Linked DNA regions of Homo sapiens: region 1 is linked to region 2. Evidence: chromatin loops called from intact Hi-C (ENCODE). Cell type or tissue: heart right ventricle. All regions are shown on one strand. Region 1 overlaps NCOR2 (nuclear receptor corepressor 2). Region 2 holds the start of LOC105370047 (a long non-coding RNA gene).

Region 1 (8,000 bases), 76 kb before region 2:
ACCCGGGGTCCTGGGGAGGCATGGAGCCCCCACCCCAACCCAGCAAGGCCAAACCCTGTGACATGGGCAGCTCAGTCCCTTCCTCTCTCCTAAAACACCCTGAAAAGCCCAGCTACAAAGATCTGGGTTCAAAGCCCAGCTCTGCCTCTTTGGCCCTGGGCCGAAGTGTTTCTCTCTGTGCCTCAGTTTCCTCCCCTGTCATATGAGGATTCAAAAGTGGCACCTGGCTGCCTAGAGCTGTTGTGGGGAACTTAATGAGACATGGCTTGTGACTTCAGTTAAGGGTGAAAGGTGTTGTTATCATTACCAATGAATCGCCTTATCTGTGCATCCAAAGAAAAATGGCCATAGAACCACAGCTGCCTGTCACCAGGCACCTCTCAGATGGGGCCCACCCAGTCCTCACAGCCACTGGGGGAGGCTGACAGCGTGGTCTCTTAGCCACGTCTCTCCCCTTTGTCCCACACCAGGGATCTCAAACTCAGCTGCCTTCAGGGGTCGTGCAGGCCCCAGAAATGAGTGAAGCTGGCAGGTGCACGCTATGGCACATGGGAAGAAGTGCTTGTCCCCAAAATGTATTTAAGTTCCAAGTAAGTATTAGGCCAAAGAGGCTCCACGTGACACAGGCCAGGGTCTGGTAGGGCCCTGGCCACTGGCCTGAGAAGCTGCTGTGCTGTTCTGTTCCTTCCTGGCCAGGCCATCTCTACTGAGGATGCTGGAGCTGACCCCGGGCCCTGACGTCGGGGGCCCTGGGCTCAGGCCCCGCTCACCTCTGCATGCGCTCCTGCAGCTCGCGCTGCTTGCGGATCTCAGGGAACTGCTTCTCGTAGTACTCGCGCACCTTGCTCTCCTTGGCCCGCCGCCGGGGGTTGTTCTCGATGCGCTCCACCTTCTTCTCCCAGGCCTCCATGAGCTGGTCATAGCGCTGGCAGAACTTCTGCTCCTGGGAGAGCGCAGGGGGCACTGCGGAAGATGCTCCTGCACCTGGCACCCGCCGCCTCCCCCCTGCCCACTCACATGCAGGCAGACACACAGGTGCGTGCGCACACACACAAAGTCACACAGGCACACACATATACAGTCAGATACAGCCACACAGACACATACATACAGGCACACACATACAGTCAGATACACACAGGCACACAAGCACACAGGCACATACAAGTCACACAGGCACACACAAATGCAGTCACACAAACACACATATACTCAGACACAGTCACAGACATGCACATACAGGCACACACATACAGTCAGACAGATATACACAGGCACACACAAGTCACACAGGCAGACACACATGCAGTCACAGACACACACAGATACACAAAGTCACACAGACATGCACACACAGGCACACACACATACAGTCAGACAGATATACACAGGCACACGTACATACAGGCACACACAAGTCACACAGGCAGACACACAGACACACACATACAGTCACAGACACACACAGTCACATACACACATGCAGTCACCCACACGGTACACACACAGTAGACACACAGTCACACAGACAGTCACATGGCAGACACACAGACAGATACACAGGCAGACAGACAGACAGACACACAGTCACACAGGCAGACAGACAGTCATATAGGCAGATACACAGAGAGACACACACACACAGATATATACACAGGCACACATACATACAGTCAGACAGATATACACAGGCACACATACATACAGGCACACACAAGATACACAGAGAGACACACACACACAGATATATGCACAGGCACACATACATACAGTCAGACAGATATACACAGGCACACATACATACAGGCACACACAAGTCACACAGGCAGACACACAGATACACACACATACAGTCACAGACACACACAGTCACATACACACATGCAGTCACCCACACGGTACACACACAGTAGACACACAGTCACACAGTCACATGGCAGACACACAGACAGATACACAGGCAGACAGACAGACAGACACACAGTCACACAGGCAGACAGACAGTCATATAGGCAGATACACAGAGAGACACACACACACACATATATACACAGGCACATAAGTCACACAGCCAGCCAGCCAGACACACAGATGGTCACACAGGCAGACAGACACACAGTCAGTCACACAGGCAGGCAGACACACACACATGGTCATGCAGGCAGACATATGACAGACACACACACAGTCCATCACACAGGCAGGCAGGCAGACACACAGGCGGTCACACAGGCAGGCAGACACACACACACGGTCATCCAGGCAGACATATGACAGACACACACACAGTCGCAGGCAGACAAACAGATGCACACACAGGGTCTCGCAGGCAGACATGATGGACACACATACACAGAGTCACACATGTAGACACACAACAGACACACACACATCACACAGGCAGACGACAGAAAGACAGGCACATAGTTGCATGGCTATCCAGCAGACGGGGGCCCCTGAAGAAAACCCACAGACTTCCCCTGAGGACACGGTCACCTCCCTTCCTGGTGAACCGGCCACCCAGACCTGGCCTCCTCTGCAGAGGCCTGGTCCCAAATGGAAGCCACCCACCATGTGTGGCTCAACTGAAATCACAAATCCAGTAAAATTTAAGAGTCGGGCTCTAGTTCTCCCCAGCCATGCTTCCAGTGTCCAGCAGCCACATGCGGCTGGGGCTCCGGCCGCACCAGACAGCCCGGATGGAGCCCACTGCCACACCACAGGAAGCTGTGCTGTACAACATGCGGGCCCGTCAGCCCTGGGGAGGGGCAGCCGCCAGAGAAAACCACATTCCAAGCAGTTCCTCATTCCCCAGCCTCACCCCAAGGACCAGCTGTGAGGACCCCAGCAGCTCCCAGAGAGGGGGCTCTGCCTTCCCTCCAAGACAAGGAAGTCCCTCTCCACATCTAACCACAGTGCTGCCTGCTGCATGTCCTTTGAGAAGAGATCCCCAATCAGCCCAGAGCATAGCTGCCTGGCTTCCACATCTCCAAGGTGACTTGAGCAAGTGGCGGCGGGGGGCGGGGGGTGGGGGCGGGGAAGGGGACGCAGGGCGAGCCACCCACACAACCCCAGTTACTCCACCTCTAACAGCTGGGGGTGGACAGACGGTGTGATCTGGGAGCCTCCACAAACACCCACTTGGTGCTTCGGTACAGTCAGAAAGCCCCTCTCTGGTCCTGGAGCCCAGACACCTCAGCCCCACCCCACCCCATATTTCAGCTGCTGACCAAGGGCAAGCTGTGCCCTCCATCCTCGACAGCCCCGTGACCATGACGGTCCCCACGAGGTGGCCAGGCTGGTGCTGGGTGGCCCAGAACCTAACCCCATGCATGCAGGCTGTGCCAGGAACGCGCTGGAGATCAAGAGGCAGTTCTGGTGACAGACAACGGCCACACGTGCTCGGGGCAGTGGCTGCTGACAGCCCCAGTGAGGGATGGGGACTGCAGGGACGGCAACAACCAGCCCATGCCACCTCGGCCCCTGTCCAAGAGGCCCCAGGCTCATGGGTGAGAAAAGCTCACCTCAAGCCAGCAGAGGAAAGTCACGTGGTGACTGGTGCAGACCAGCGGGCGGAAGCCAACAGGCCACTGGCCAGCGGGGCCTCAGCCTGTCCACATTGCCGGCAGGGCGCTGGCAAGACGGCCCGGCTCTAGCTGGGTCCCTCGTGGAGTGCACGGGTGGCAAAGGCCTCCAGCAGTAGTGTCCCTGAGGGGACATCCAGACACCTCCATGGCCCCAAGCACTGGGCTCTGCCTTCTGCCCAGAACAAGGAAGTCCCCCTCTGGGTCTAACCACAGTGCCACCTGCTGTAGCCTGTGCCTATGTCCACTGTGCTGGGTGTGCATTCGGTCTGCCTCGGACAGCGCAGGGCGGGCAGCTCCGGCCTGGCCTGGGTAGCAGGGAAGATGCTCACTGGCATTTTTCTACAAGGGCAGACCCACTGGCCAGGGGAGGAAACAGATCCCTTCCTCCCTTCCCTCCCTCCCTCTCTCTGTCTTACACACACACACACACACACACACACACACACACACACACACACACACACACACGCACACACACACACAGGGAAAGACTGGAGCCGTCCCCCTCCCGCCCCCCACCCCCGCCAGCTAGTCTGCGGGGTGCTAGGAGCGCAAATCCACTAGGGAGAAGAAGCAGGCCAGCCATGCCTCTGGGACCACAGGCTGAGCCAGTCTCTCAGCCAACTGGGCCTCCAGAGGGTCCAGCTCAGCTTCCCAGGAGATGTGGCAGGCTTGGGGGGCTGTGCTGGTGCTGAGGATCCCATGACAGGGACGAGGCCCTGCTCTCTGGGAAGAGGTATGGGGGTCCCCAGGAACCTGCTAAGGTGTGGGGGTCCCAGGGTCTGAGGGGGGTCTGACTCCCCAGTGGGGGTGAGGCAGGCACATCAGAGTTCTCGGCCAAGCCCCCCTCCCCAGGCCTTACTGAAATCAATGAAGTCAGGGACTTCGGCTTCTTATACCACAACAAAGAGACCATCCCAATCGCCACCGCAGCTTCAGGGGGTGTTGAATTTGTTTCCATCCCTCCTAAGATGGGCCACAAAGCCACACCGGACCCTTCTTGGAAGTCCTTGGTTTCTGCCTGCCTCTTCTCTAGCTTTAAATAAGCCAATTTCTCCCTCCACCCCCTCCACAGACCCCCCAAGGAGCCACTGGCGATCTTTAAAGAACTCAAGCCCACCCCAACTCCACCTCCAGCCTGAGCTCCTTCCAGCAGCTGCAGCGATCCTTTTAAATGGAAATCAGATCCTCTCCTGCCCTCCCGAGAGGAGCCTTCACCCCAAGGGGGGAACCATGGGGGGCTGTCAAGGAGGCGGCAAGATCGCGCTGAATTGGCAGTCATTTTAGGTGAAAATGAGAGGATTTCCTTCCTCGCAGGAGACAGAGGGGGAGTATTTATTAGGGGTGAAGGTCGGCACCTCTGCACCTATTTTCCAATAGTGCAACAACAAACATGTTATACACACAGAGCAAATACAAGGCAATGGTAACCGTGGCTGATTCTAGGTGGTGGGTATATAGATGTGCCTTGTACTCTTCTGTCAAATTTCTTAGAATAAGGACTTTGGATTCTTTACTACAAATACATGTATTAAGAATAAATTCGGTGTCCCACTGCATTCGGAATAAAACCTGAATGTTCCATCCTAGCCTGAGGGCAGATGTTTCCACGCGACCTGGCTCCTGCTGCTGGCCTGCCAGGTTCTGTCCCAAGCTGGTTCCTGCCTCAGGGCCTCTGCACTTGCTATGCCCTCTGCCTGACACCCTGACTCCCAGATCCGCACAAAGCCAGTCCTTTCTGGTCATTCCCACCTCAGCACTGAGGTCCCCAGCCCATCTCGAGAGTCTAGCCCTCTGTGCAGCTCTTCTCCCCAGATTACCGGTCTGTTTCCTGGCCTGTGACTCCCGGGCACCCAGCAGCCCTGTGTGGGTATCTCTTAACTTGATAAACAGATTGGACGCTCGTTTCAAGAGCCTCTCGCACCAGCCCAAGTGCCTGTGGGCACCATCCAGTCAAGGTGGGGGATCTGAGGAAGCTGGGCAAGGCACTGCTGGGCAGCCCACCTCTCCTCACCTATGAGCAGGGCTTGGGTCCCGAGGGCTGCCCGCAGCTTCCCAGGCACCAGCATCTGGCTGGAAGTGTCTCCTCCCTCTAGTACCCAACCAAGTTCGGGGCCAGAGCAGGCAGGCAGGGCCAAGGGAAGACCCTCCTCCCATATAGCACAGCCCCTCCTTCCAAAGCCAGGACCTCCTGCCCCAGCTAAGCCCCTCACCTGGCCCCACGTGCCCACACACCTGCCCAGGACCCCATGCCTGCCCAGGGTCCCCCTCCCCAGGCACTGCTCAGCCCCACCATGTGGCCGCTCACCACACCACCATACCCCACACACCCTCCTGGACTCTCTCGGAACTGCCCCTTGGGGGTTCAGAGCATGGGCTCAGGAACCAGGTGGTCTGGGTTCAAATCTCAGCTCCACCACTTCCCAGCTGTGTGACCTAGGGCAAGTTACTTAACCTCTCTGTGCCTCGATTTCCTCCTCTGAAACATGTGGCTGACCAAGCGCCCACCTCGCAGGACTAAATGCCCTAATGTATGGAGAGCACTCAGAAGAGCGCCTGCAACACAACAGGCACCGGAAGGGCAGGGTGTGCGGGCATCCTCCTCGTCCTTACGCACGACCTGTCCCTGCAGCCTGCAGGTCTGAGGACAGGGCCCGTGTCACAGCAACTGCGAGCCTCACACACAGTAGGTGCTCCGTGACTACTGGCATCCAGGCCCCAAAGGCACTGGATCAGCTAACACCCTGTCCCGGCCCATTTCAGTTCAAGCAGGACTTGGTCATCACCTACTGTGTACCACAGACCTACAGGCGCTGGGCATGACTGAGCCAGGCCTGCGCCTGGGAGGGCCTCTCTGGAGGCCCAGAAAGGATACAGGGAGCTGCCTCGCAGGCCCTGCCTCAACACAGCTGAGGGAGAGAGGAGGTGGGGCAGGGGGCTGCAGGTATGAGGGGAGCCCCTCCAGCCTCCAGCAAACCTAGTTCCCAGCCCTTGCCGCGTCTCTTATCCAAGAATCCCAAGGCAGCAGTCCCCATCCAGCCCGCCTCTTCCCCAGGTGGGGACCTTTTCAGGGCCTCCCCAGCCTTATCCCATTCCCTACCATGTCCCAGCAGCCCCGTGGCTTGGGTGGAGTCAATGACATCATCCCCAACTGTAGAGAAAGTCCCATGAGCCAAAACCAGGCAGCCTCACTCCATCTCCCCGGCATCAGCCACTGGTTCACAGGACGCAGGCCCTCTCCTGGCCTAATCAGAGCATCTGTGATACCATCCGAGAAAGCACAGCTCTCTCCGGCTCCCACCTGCTATGGGAATTCAGGTTCAGTTTGTCAATGTTCTAACATAAGGAGTTGAAAAAACTGCACAGGAATGAAGGGGCTGGGTGCAGTGCTCACACCTGTGATCCCAGCGCTTTGGGAGGCCGAGGCGGGTGCATCACCTGAGGTCGGGAGTTCAAGACCAGCCTGGTCAATGGAGTGAAACCTTCTCTACTAAAAATACAAAAATTAGCCGGGCTTGGTGGCGGGCGCCTGTAATCCCAGCTACTTGGGAGGCTGAGGCAGGAGAATTGCTTGAACCCGAGAGGCGGAGGCTGCAGTGAGTAGAGACCCTGCCACTGCACTCCAACCTGGGTGACAGAGCGAAACTCCATCTCAAAAATAAATAATAAATAAATAAACAAATAAAATGAAATGAAATGTAATGAAATGAAATGAAGGCAAGACTTGAGTTGAAAGACTATTCCTGCCATCTACACCCAACAGACATTTCCAGCTACAGCCATTCCTTTCCTGTTGAAGCCCATCTGAGTCCGCGCTTCTTCCCCTGACAGCTGGGAGAATACTCAACCCTGATCTCCTCCGGGGAATGGGTGATGGCCACGGCCGCCTGAAACCACCACCACATGCCTCTGGCAGACCCAGCCTCCCCGCCGTGGGCTGAGATCCACAGCCTACAGTGAGAAGCAGGAATCAGCATCCTTTTCTGTTTGGATGAGGCCACTGGCCACAAATGCAGGCTCAGGGAAAGGGGGCTCAATGCTTGTCCACTGTCTCAGTTTCCCTGAGCCTGGACCTGGGCCCAGTGCACCAGGAAAGGCTCATTTGTAAGGGTGCGCCTGCGGCCCCTGCTGCCCGGCACACAGCCCACCCTGATCCTCCACCTCTCTCCAAAACCTCTCTTTCTGCCTGAAAAGCCCAGGACAGGTCCCGTGACCAGGGCTTAGCAACTAATTTTCCAGGCCAACATTTTGCTTTCTTCCCTTCCAGGCTGGAAGAGGGGCCATAGAGCCCCCCCACCCCCACCCACCCTGGGGCCTTCTGGAAGCAGCTGTTGTCTTTCCTCCTTTCCTGGCCGGCCTTGGCTTTTCCTCCGCAGCCTGGACACTCAGGGAGGACACAGCTGCGGAACTGAC
Region 2 (8,000 bases):
ACCTCCACTCCAGGCCACATTTATCTCATGCTAACACCAGAGGCAGCAGACGCTCCAGTTCCATTCACCAAACACAATTCGCCCCACTGAACAGATCAGAAAACTGAGGCTCGGAAAGGTGAACTGACTTGCCCAAGGCCACACAGTCAGGATACGGGTGCCCAAACCCCCGGCCCTCCCCACGGCCCTGCCAGCCCAGGCGCCCGCCCTCAGTGAACAGAAAGGGAAGTGGCGTTGGTCGGAGCCTCCGAGGAGGCCCGTTACTGTTTCCAATATAATTGGAGCGTTCCTGTCCGCTGGACGGCAGCCAGCTCGGCCCTGCTCCCCCGCCACGGCGAAGTATGCTCAAAATCACTTCCTCCTCCCCTCCTTTTTTTTTTGTTTCCATTTAATTTTAAAAGGAAGAGAGGGAGATAAACCACAGCAGGACGAACCCTCCCTGCACTCCAGGTTCCTGTGGCTCCACCCGAGAAGCCCTGCACGGGGAGCGGCCCTCCCCACTTGCGTACTTCACAAACATTACGCCTGGTTCTGCCGCCTCTTCCTCATTAAGTTCCGGGCGCCCCAGGAGGGACGTGTTTTCCATTAGACCCATCTCCTCCATCTGGCCTTCCCAACAGCAATCTTCTCTGCAGAGGGAAGTGAGGAGTCAGAGAGGAGGCTGGTGTCTGGGCAGTGGGGAGGGAGACGCTGGCACCAGCTGTGTAACCTGGGCAAACCACTTAACCCCGTGCCCCTGGGCTGTGACGGCAGGAGAGAGGGAGGCCATGCCAGAGTGGGGCTCAGGGAGCTGGGTGGCTGAGCTGGGGCTGAGCTCCTGGACAGCACCTGGAGAGGCGGTGGGACCTGGGGTTTCTAAAGGATGCGGACGGGGTTGGGGTCCTGGGTCTTCATCCGTTTTGCTTCATGGCTAAGAATGAACCAACAACCCCAGACTACATGGAACACAGCTCCTGACATTATGCTGAGTGACAGAAGCCAGCCACAAAAGGACAAACACTGTGCGATTCCACTCGTAGGAGGTGGCCAGAGTCACTGAATTCATAGAGACAAAAAGGAAAATGGCTGGGACCAGGGGCTGGGGAGAGCGAGGAAGGGGGAGTTACTGTTTAACAGATATAGCGATTCAGTTTTGCCACATGAAAAGTGCTGGAGATCGGTTGCTAAACAATATGGCTATTCTTAACACTACTGAATTATCTACTTACCAATGGCTGAAGGTAAATTTCACATTATATGTATCTACCACAATTTAAAATTAAACAACACCTCCTCCAGGGAGACCTCCCTGATTGCTAGTGTTGTGCTTGTGTTGTTCCGCGGTGGCCCCAAAGGCTCAGGCTGCCCCCATAAAAGGCAAAGTGTTGCCAGTGGCCCCGGCACTCAGCAGGCCCTCAGAGCCGAGTGCAGCATGCGTCCAGGCCTTGTCTCTGGCCCACCTCACCTCAGGACCCCATGACGGCCACAGGGCATGGCTGGGCAGCGACTTGCACCTCTGATCCCTCGGAAGCGCCCGATAAGCTGAGCTCTCCCCTCGCCAGCTGCCTCCAACCCAGGTGGCCTCAAGGCCAGGGCCCAGGGAAGGGCTGACTGCTTCAGAGGGGCCCCTGGACCCCAAAACTTGAGGCCAGGGCCAGAGCCCTTCTCTCTGCCCACCAGTCTGCAGTCTCTGTCCCACCCGCTCATGTCCATGCCCAGACCCCGAGTGTGAAGGCGGCCTCCGCAAGGTTCCCACCGACTTCCCTGCCTCCAACATCTGGCAAACACATCCACAGCTGTGCAGCTGCCGGAAACGCCTCCTCCCGCTTCTCCTCCATGCACGCAGGCCCTCAAGGATGGCTTTCTGAGGAATTTATGGGGTCGCCTCTAGTATTTCAGGGTAGATCCCTGGAGGCATCCACCACATGTGAATGAGGACAAATGTTTCTGCTGCTAAGAATAGCTGTGCCAGCAGCAGCGTCCAGGGCGACAGAGCCCACCCACTCAACAAGGGTCCCCTCCTGCCTCCCCAACCCATCCCAGCCCCCAGCAAGTGGCCAGGCTGGACCACAAAGGGCCTGGATGGGAGGACCCCACTGCCGCCTGGGCTCCCAGGCTAAACGGGAAGAATCCACTTTACGTCAGCTCTGTCCAATGCTCAGAAGTGGACGCATCTGGGCCATTCAATTACCCCAGGGGCATTGATCAATAAATGTCTGATGACGGGACAGTGATCAAGAACCCAAAAGGTCCTATGGCCCCTGCAGCCAGGAGCTCAGACAGTAAACAAATGCTTCAGCGCCCAGGAGTGGCGACGGCTGAAGCTAAGCGTCTACCTGGGATCGGATGATCCACCCGAAGAAGGGCAGGGACAAAAAGCAAGAGGAGAGCTGTAGATACCCAAGACCCTGCCGGAACACAAGGGCCCAGGCAGGCACCACGCCGAGGGGAGGGGCCCGCAGGAAGGGGGTGACCGCAGCTCAGCCCCAGCCAACACTGAGCAGAGACCCAGGAATGTGGCCCCCAAACATTCCTGATGTTCCAGACCCTGCTGGAACAGGGTCCACGTGGGGCAGGGGGTCCACGGCATCCAAATCTTTCCAGCAAAGCCAAGAAGCCCAATTTTGAGACATCTCCCGATATTTCTAAAAAAACACTGACTATAAAACCAACCCAATAAATCAGTCTGACAGCCAAATACAGCCCAGGGGCTGCCAGGACATGACCTGTGGCTTATGACGTGGTCACTGGACGCCACAAGAGAGGTGAGGGAAGGCTGGGGAGCTGAAGCGGGCTGATGGGGGGACAGGAGGTGGAGCGCCAGCAACGGCTTGGAGGGGGGACCCAAGAGGCCCTCAACTATTAAATATAACAGGAATGAAACTTACCCAGTGACTCATCGGCGCCACCTGCTCCACCCCAATGGGACACACACACACTGGCCATGAAAGGCAGGCCAGGCAGGGACCCCAACCTGGCCCCATCTCCAACACAGGGAGCAAGACACAGTGTCTCTGCCCACCCGGCCCCACTCCGTGCATGCCACACCCCAATTTCCCTGGGCAACCACCCCCCCTGCACCCTCAGTCCTGGGGTCTCAGGGAGGCTGACCCAGCCCTCCAGCCAAAGTGGCACTGGCTTTGGTGGGGGGGGGGGGGGCTTAACTCTGAACTCTCAAGCTGAGGCAACAAAACTCATTCCCATGATATTTGCTGGAATATTGGGAACAAGAAGCTGTCCTTCCACTGGGGCTACTGAACTGCAATTATTAGTCTCAGGCTAACAGGGACTGAAAGTGGGGAGCACCTGGACCCAACTGTGCCTGAAGCTTCTCTGAGGTTTTTTAGTTACTTGAACTATTTGTGCTAAATGCAGGAGGCAGAGGGAGTCTGTCCATTGCAACCAAGAGACCTAAGATAGCAACCCTCCTAAAACACAAACTCTCAGATAGGATCTCCCTGGAATCAGATCTCTTCCACCCGCTAGGTCCCTTATCCATGTAGGTGAGGACAGGTCCAAAGCCAGCCAAGAAGAGGCCAGAGAAATGGAATGGGAGACCCAGGCCAGACTCAGTGTAGGGGGAAGGGGCCAGGCAGGAGCCAGGGAGAGGCCTGTCCTGTGTCACCCTGAAGGGAAAGTGGGTGGCTCCCAGTCCCTTCCTGAGCTGTCAGTGGCTCTCATGGGTGAAAGAGCAGGCGGCAGCTTTGCAGATGAACACTGCCCAGCACAGCCCAGCTCTGATCTGGGTCACTTCTCAGAGGCAGACACACCCCCCGACGGCCGCCCCCCACAGTAACCTGAGCCTCCGGACCTCGGTTTCCGGAGGAACATCACGATCTCTCTTGGAGGGAATGTCTGCTAGCCGCACCGCAGAACCAAATGTGCTGATAAACCTAGGCCAGGTTGAGCAAGCCTGGGCTGCTCCCGCCAGGCCAGAAAAAAGAGGCATTGTCTGCAGCCAGGAGCCACCACATGGGCTGTACCCATGGGCATGTCTTGGGGCCATCCCTGCCAGGCCTTCAGTTTCCTGGGTTGTAAAACAAGTGGCTGTTCCAGGCCTCGGGGGCAGCCAAGGCCTCAATCTGGAGCAGGTGGCGACCCCAAGCCCCCACCCCACAGGCACTGATGCACCCCAGCTCCGCTTCTCCTCCCGACCTCCATGGGGCCATGTGCTTGTTACAGCTCCCGTTTCCTAGGTGGAAGACTGAGGCTATTTGCACAGGGAGGAGCAGGGCAGCGGGAAGATGAGCAAATGCCACTTCCATCTTCCACGCCGCTGCCCTGAGCAGCCACGGGAGGGAACACCTCGCAGCCACTGGCACAGCCAGTCCCCAACACAACACTTGGTGGCACCAACTCCTTCCTCACAGCGCCCCCGTGAGGGATTCTGTTATCATCCCCATTCTACAGCTGGAGAGACTGGCACAGAGAGGCCGAGCAACTTGCCCAAGGTCACACAGCCAACAAGGGCACAGCCTGGATGCAAACCCAGGCGAGCCACCTCCTGTGTCCAGCTCACCCACTGTGTCCTGGGACCCTGTCACCAGCATACCCATGCCTGCTGCTTAGGTTAGAGGAGACTGTTGTCTCTCCCACCAGGCTGGAGCCAGGCCTTGCAGCCCTCCCATCCCATGTCCCTGCTCACAAGACCAGGCCAGGTCCTGCCAGCCAGAGGTGCCCATGGGCCGCCGCGGACAGGCTGTGGGCATCTCCATGTCCACTTGAGAGCCTGCTGCACACTGTCCACCCCGGGCCCAGGAGGAGACGAAAGGCCACATCCTCACCTCCCTCACGGCCCAGCTCCGTGACCTCCCTCATCAGAACCCGGAATCTGGACTCCAACCTGTGCTGCTGCATTTCCTCTCCCCCCACAGCCCCAAACACAAGATCCATGAAGCAAGAGTCACACCTTTGTGTCCCCCAGAGTCCCAGCACACTGCACATGGCAGGTGCTCAATAAATGTTTGCTGAATGCATGAACATGCTAAGAGCAAAATCGCAGACGTGGAGCTGAAGCTCAAAGACCAGTTTGCAAACAGAGAGACTGAGGCTGAGAGCACAGACAGGGTGTGCTTAAAGCCCAGATTTCGGGGTACCACCTACACCAGGCCAGGTCCATCAAAGGCAGCCGAGTGTCCCAAATATCAGGTAACTGACCCCAGGTCCACACAGCCGGCCGGCTCCACTCCAGGTCTCCAAGTGGCCGAGAACTCTGATCCCCACTCCTGGAAGCCCCAGTGCCAGCCCCCGTGGCGAGACTGTAAGGCCGTCAGTGCCACTAAGGAGCTGTGTGGCCTCTGCCAAGTAGCCTGCCCTCTCTGGGCCTAGTTTCTCCATTTGTCAAGGGCACCCGGCAAACCTGGGGCTTGCTGGGGGATGAGTGCAACCCGGGTTCTGCAGGAGTCACCAGACGCGTGGGGAAAGGGCGTCCGGGGCCTGGGGCAAAGCCGGGGTAGAATCCGAGAGCCTCCTGCCTCTGGGTCCTGTCCCCTTAGCAGGGCTGTCTGAGGGGACAGCGAACAGCAGGCGGCAGGTGGGGTCTAGGGCCTTGTGGATTTGGTTCTCGGCAAGAAAGGCAGGTTCAAGCAAGGCGTCCTTCCTGGAAAGTCCAGACTCCCCGAATGGGGCTTCATGCACTCCCAGGCACAAAGGGGTTCTCGGCCACCCAAACTTGTCCTGCACCCTCAGGCTTGGAGTGGGGAACAGTACCAACCCCCGCCAGGGCCAGTTCCCCCACCTCCAGAGACTGGCGTCGCCAGCTGTGTTCATTTCCTAGGGCTGCCATAAAAATGACCACAAACCAGGAAACTTAAAACAACAGTGATTTATTTTTATTTTTTTATTATTTTTTGACAGGGTCTCACTCTGTGGTCCAGGGTGGAGTGCAGTGGCACAATCATGGCTTACTGCAGCCTTGACCTCCTGGGCTCAATTGATCCTCCTGCCTCAGCGTGGGACTACAGGCAAGCCGCCACCACATCCGGCTAATTTTTGTGCTTTTTGTAGAGACAGGGTCTCGCCATGTTGCCCAGGCTGATCTTGAAATCCTGGGCTCAAGTGATGCGCCCACCTCGGCCTCCCAAAGTGCTGGGACTATAGGCATGAGCCACCTCGCCCGGCCAACGACAGCAATTTATTCTCTAACAGTTCTGGAGCCTGGAAGTCCAAAATCAAGGCGTCAGCAGGACCCTACTCCCTCCAGAAGCTCAAAGGGAGGCTCCTTTCTGCCTCTTCCAGATGCTGGTGGCTCCAGGCATTCCTTGGCTTGCGGCTTCAGCCCTCCAATCTCTGCCTTTGTCTTCCTGTAGTTCATGTAGTCTTGCTCTCTCCTCTTCTGTCTCTTCTAAGGACACTGGTCTTTGGATTCAGGGCCCACCTGGGTAACCCAGGATGAGCTCATCTCAAAACACATCTGCAAAGACCCTTTTATCAAATACGGTCTCTCTCTGACAGGGGCTGGGTTACTAGGACATGGACCTAACTCTTGGGGGTATCACCACTCACCCCACTCCACCAGCCCCCGCCTTTTCTGACATTGCCCATTTCCTGAAAGCTCACTCCCTGCCTAGCTCTGAGCCCAAGCCCCAGCGGAACCCCATGAAGCAGAGGGGGAAACGGAGGCACAGGGAGTTCAGCCGATGCCCAGGGGACCAAGTGGGGCCAAGGTTTGAACCTGGCTTTCCGAGTGGCCCCAACACAGTAGCCGCTGGGTATTGGCCTCCCTCCAGTTTACAGGAAACAAGGGACTCTCACGCCCACGCCTCTCGGCCGAGGGCCAAACTGACAGTGAGTCACCCCCACTCCACAGGCCAAGAAGCTTGAAGCAGCTCATCGAGGGGGACCAGACAAACGGTGGGGCCAGGGAGGGCTTCCTGGAGGCTCAGCTTGCTCCAGTGTCAACAGGGGAGCAAATCCCACCTCCCGCTGCTCTCTCGGGAGGACTCAGCGAGACCCTGGAAGGAGGCAGCTTGGCACACAGGCCCCTGGCAATCACCACCTCCCTGGTTATTAGCAGGCCTGGCCCAGCCCACACAGCTGCCCACCCAGCCTCTGACCCCAGCCACAGAAAGGGCCCATTATGACATCACAGGCCAGGAATTATGTTATTAGCCTGGGAAGGAGGCTGGCCTCAGGAACAAAGGGCTCATTGTCATGCAAATGAACGACTCCGGAGGAAGAGGGCAGTTCCTCCACTCTGGGGTGCCCCTCCTGCCCTCTAACTTCTAAGCCACACTGGAAACTGACCCCCAACCTTCAGAAGTGTGGGCATCTCTGGGCCTCTGCTCTGGGCTAAATGAGGCGCACTCTCTCAGCCTGGGAAACGGGCCCCTGCCAGTTCTGAGCCAGATCCCCAGAAAACAGGACCCGCCTCGGAAGATAGGGATAGTAGAGGGACTTTTGGGGATGAAACAGGATGATCCCCTTAACATGCTAAGCATGACCTTGAGCAAAGAAGCAACTGCCTTGGAAATGCCATTCAGTTGGTAATACTGCAGGCCTGCAGCTGTGTGTCTTTGAGCAAGCTGCCTACCCTCTCTGTGCCTTATCAGGAGAGGGTGACTCTGTGCCGACTTTACAAGGCTATGGGAAGGACACAATGAACTAAGGTATGTGGAATGCTCACCTCGCCTTGGTCCTCAACACACAAGGCTGAGGCTGTCACCACCCCTCCCCCACTCCCCGTACCTACAGCATCCCTGGGTTCCTTCTCATGACTGTATCTAGGAGGGGTAGCTCTCTTGGGATGCTTGGTGGGTACCCCAGTGGCAGTCAGAGAAAAAGCATGAGAACTTTTCCTGGTTTTCCAAATCATCCCCAAAATGCAGGGCCTCCTTCACCAGAGAGGCCCCATTTATGGGGAGGGGACAGGCTGAGGCCCCGTGGAAGACACTGAGTCAGGCACAACTGTCTCCTAAGTGCCTGCTACATACCCAGTGCTGGGGACACAGCGGTGACAAAGATGAACAAAATCCTGGATGGAGGGGTGCTGGAGTGTGAATGTTTATGTCCCCCCAAAATCT

Evidence for each region. A loop is a pair of places that touch in the nucleus more often than their neighbours do. Peaks named below come from ENCODE experiments on the same cell type or tissue, not always from the same donor. Only the 100,000 strongest peaks of a DNase experiment are listed, where the experiment ranks them.
Region 1: a loop joins it to region 2, with 2.0 times the contacts of the local background. A loop is called at or near these places in 12 of 110 quality-filtered maps.

What each region holds. Positions count from the first base shown.
Region 1 is chr12:124,429,845-124,437,844 of GRCh38, forward strand. NCOR2 (nuclear receptor corepressor 2) reads right to left here. Exons shown (of 49, transcript NM_006312.6): 11 at 771-943. Among named protein-coding and RNA genes, the nearest start is that of MIR6880, 97 kb to the left of the region's middle. RefSeq lists enhancers at 2,725-3,332, 3,333-3,940. In heart right ventricle, a CTCF peak has its summit at 3,799 (motif pointing left); DNase peaks (open chromatin) are centred at 2,757 and 3,461; H3K27ac peaks cover 4,896 bases.
Region 2 is chr12:124,506,112-124,514,111 of GRCh38, forward strand. All of the region lies in intron 2 of NCOR2 (nuclear receptor corepressor 2), which reads right to left. It overlaps LOC105370047 (a long non-coding RNA gene), which reads left to right and starts at 7,111. Exons shown (of 3, transcript NR_188646.1): 1 at 7,111-7,586. RefSeq lists enhancers at 1,356-1,941, 2,530-3,115, 2,643-2,752, 6,192-6,740, 6,741-7,289 and 1 more and a silencer at 2,254-2,468. In heart right ventricle, a CTCF peak has its summit at 4,346; DNase peaks (open chromatin) are centred at 430, 1,770, 3,820 and 6,760; H3K4me3 peaks cover 2,559 bases; H3K27ac peaks cover 7,868 bases.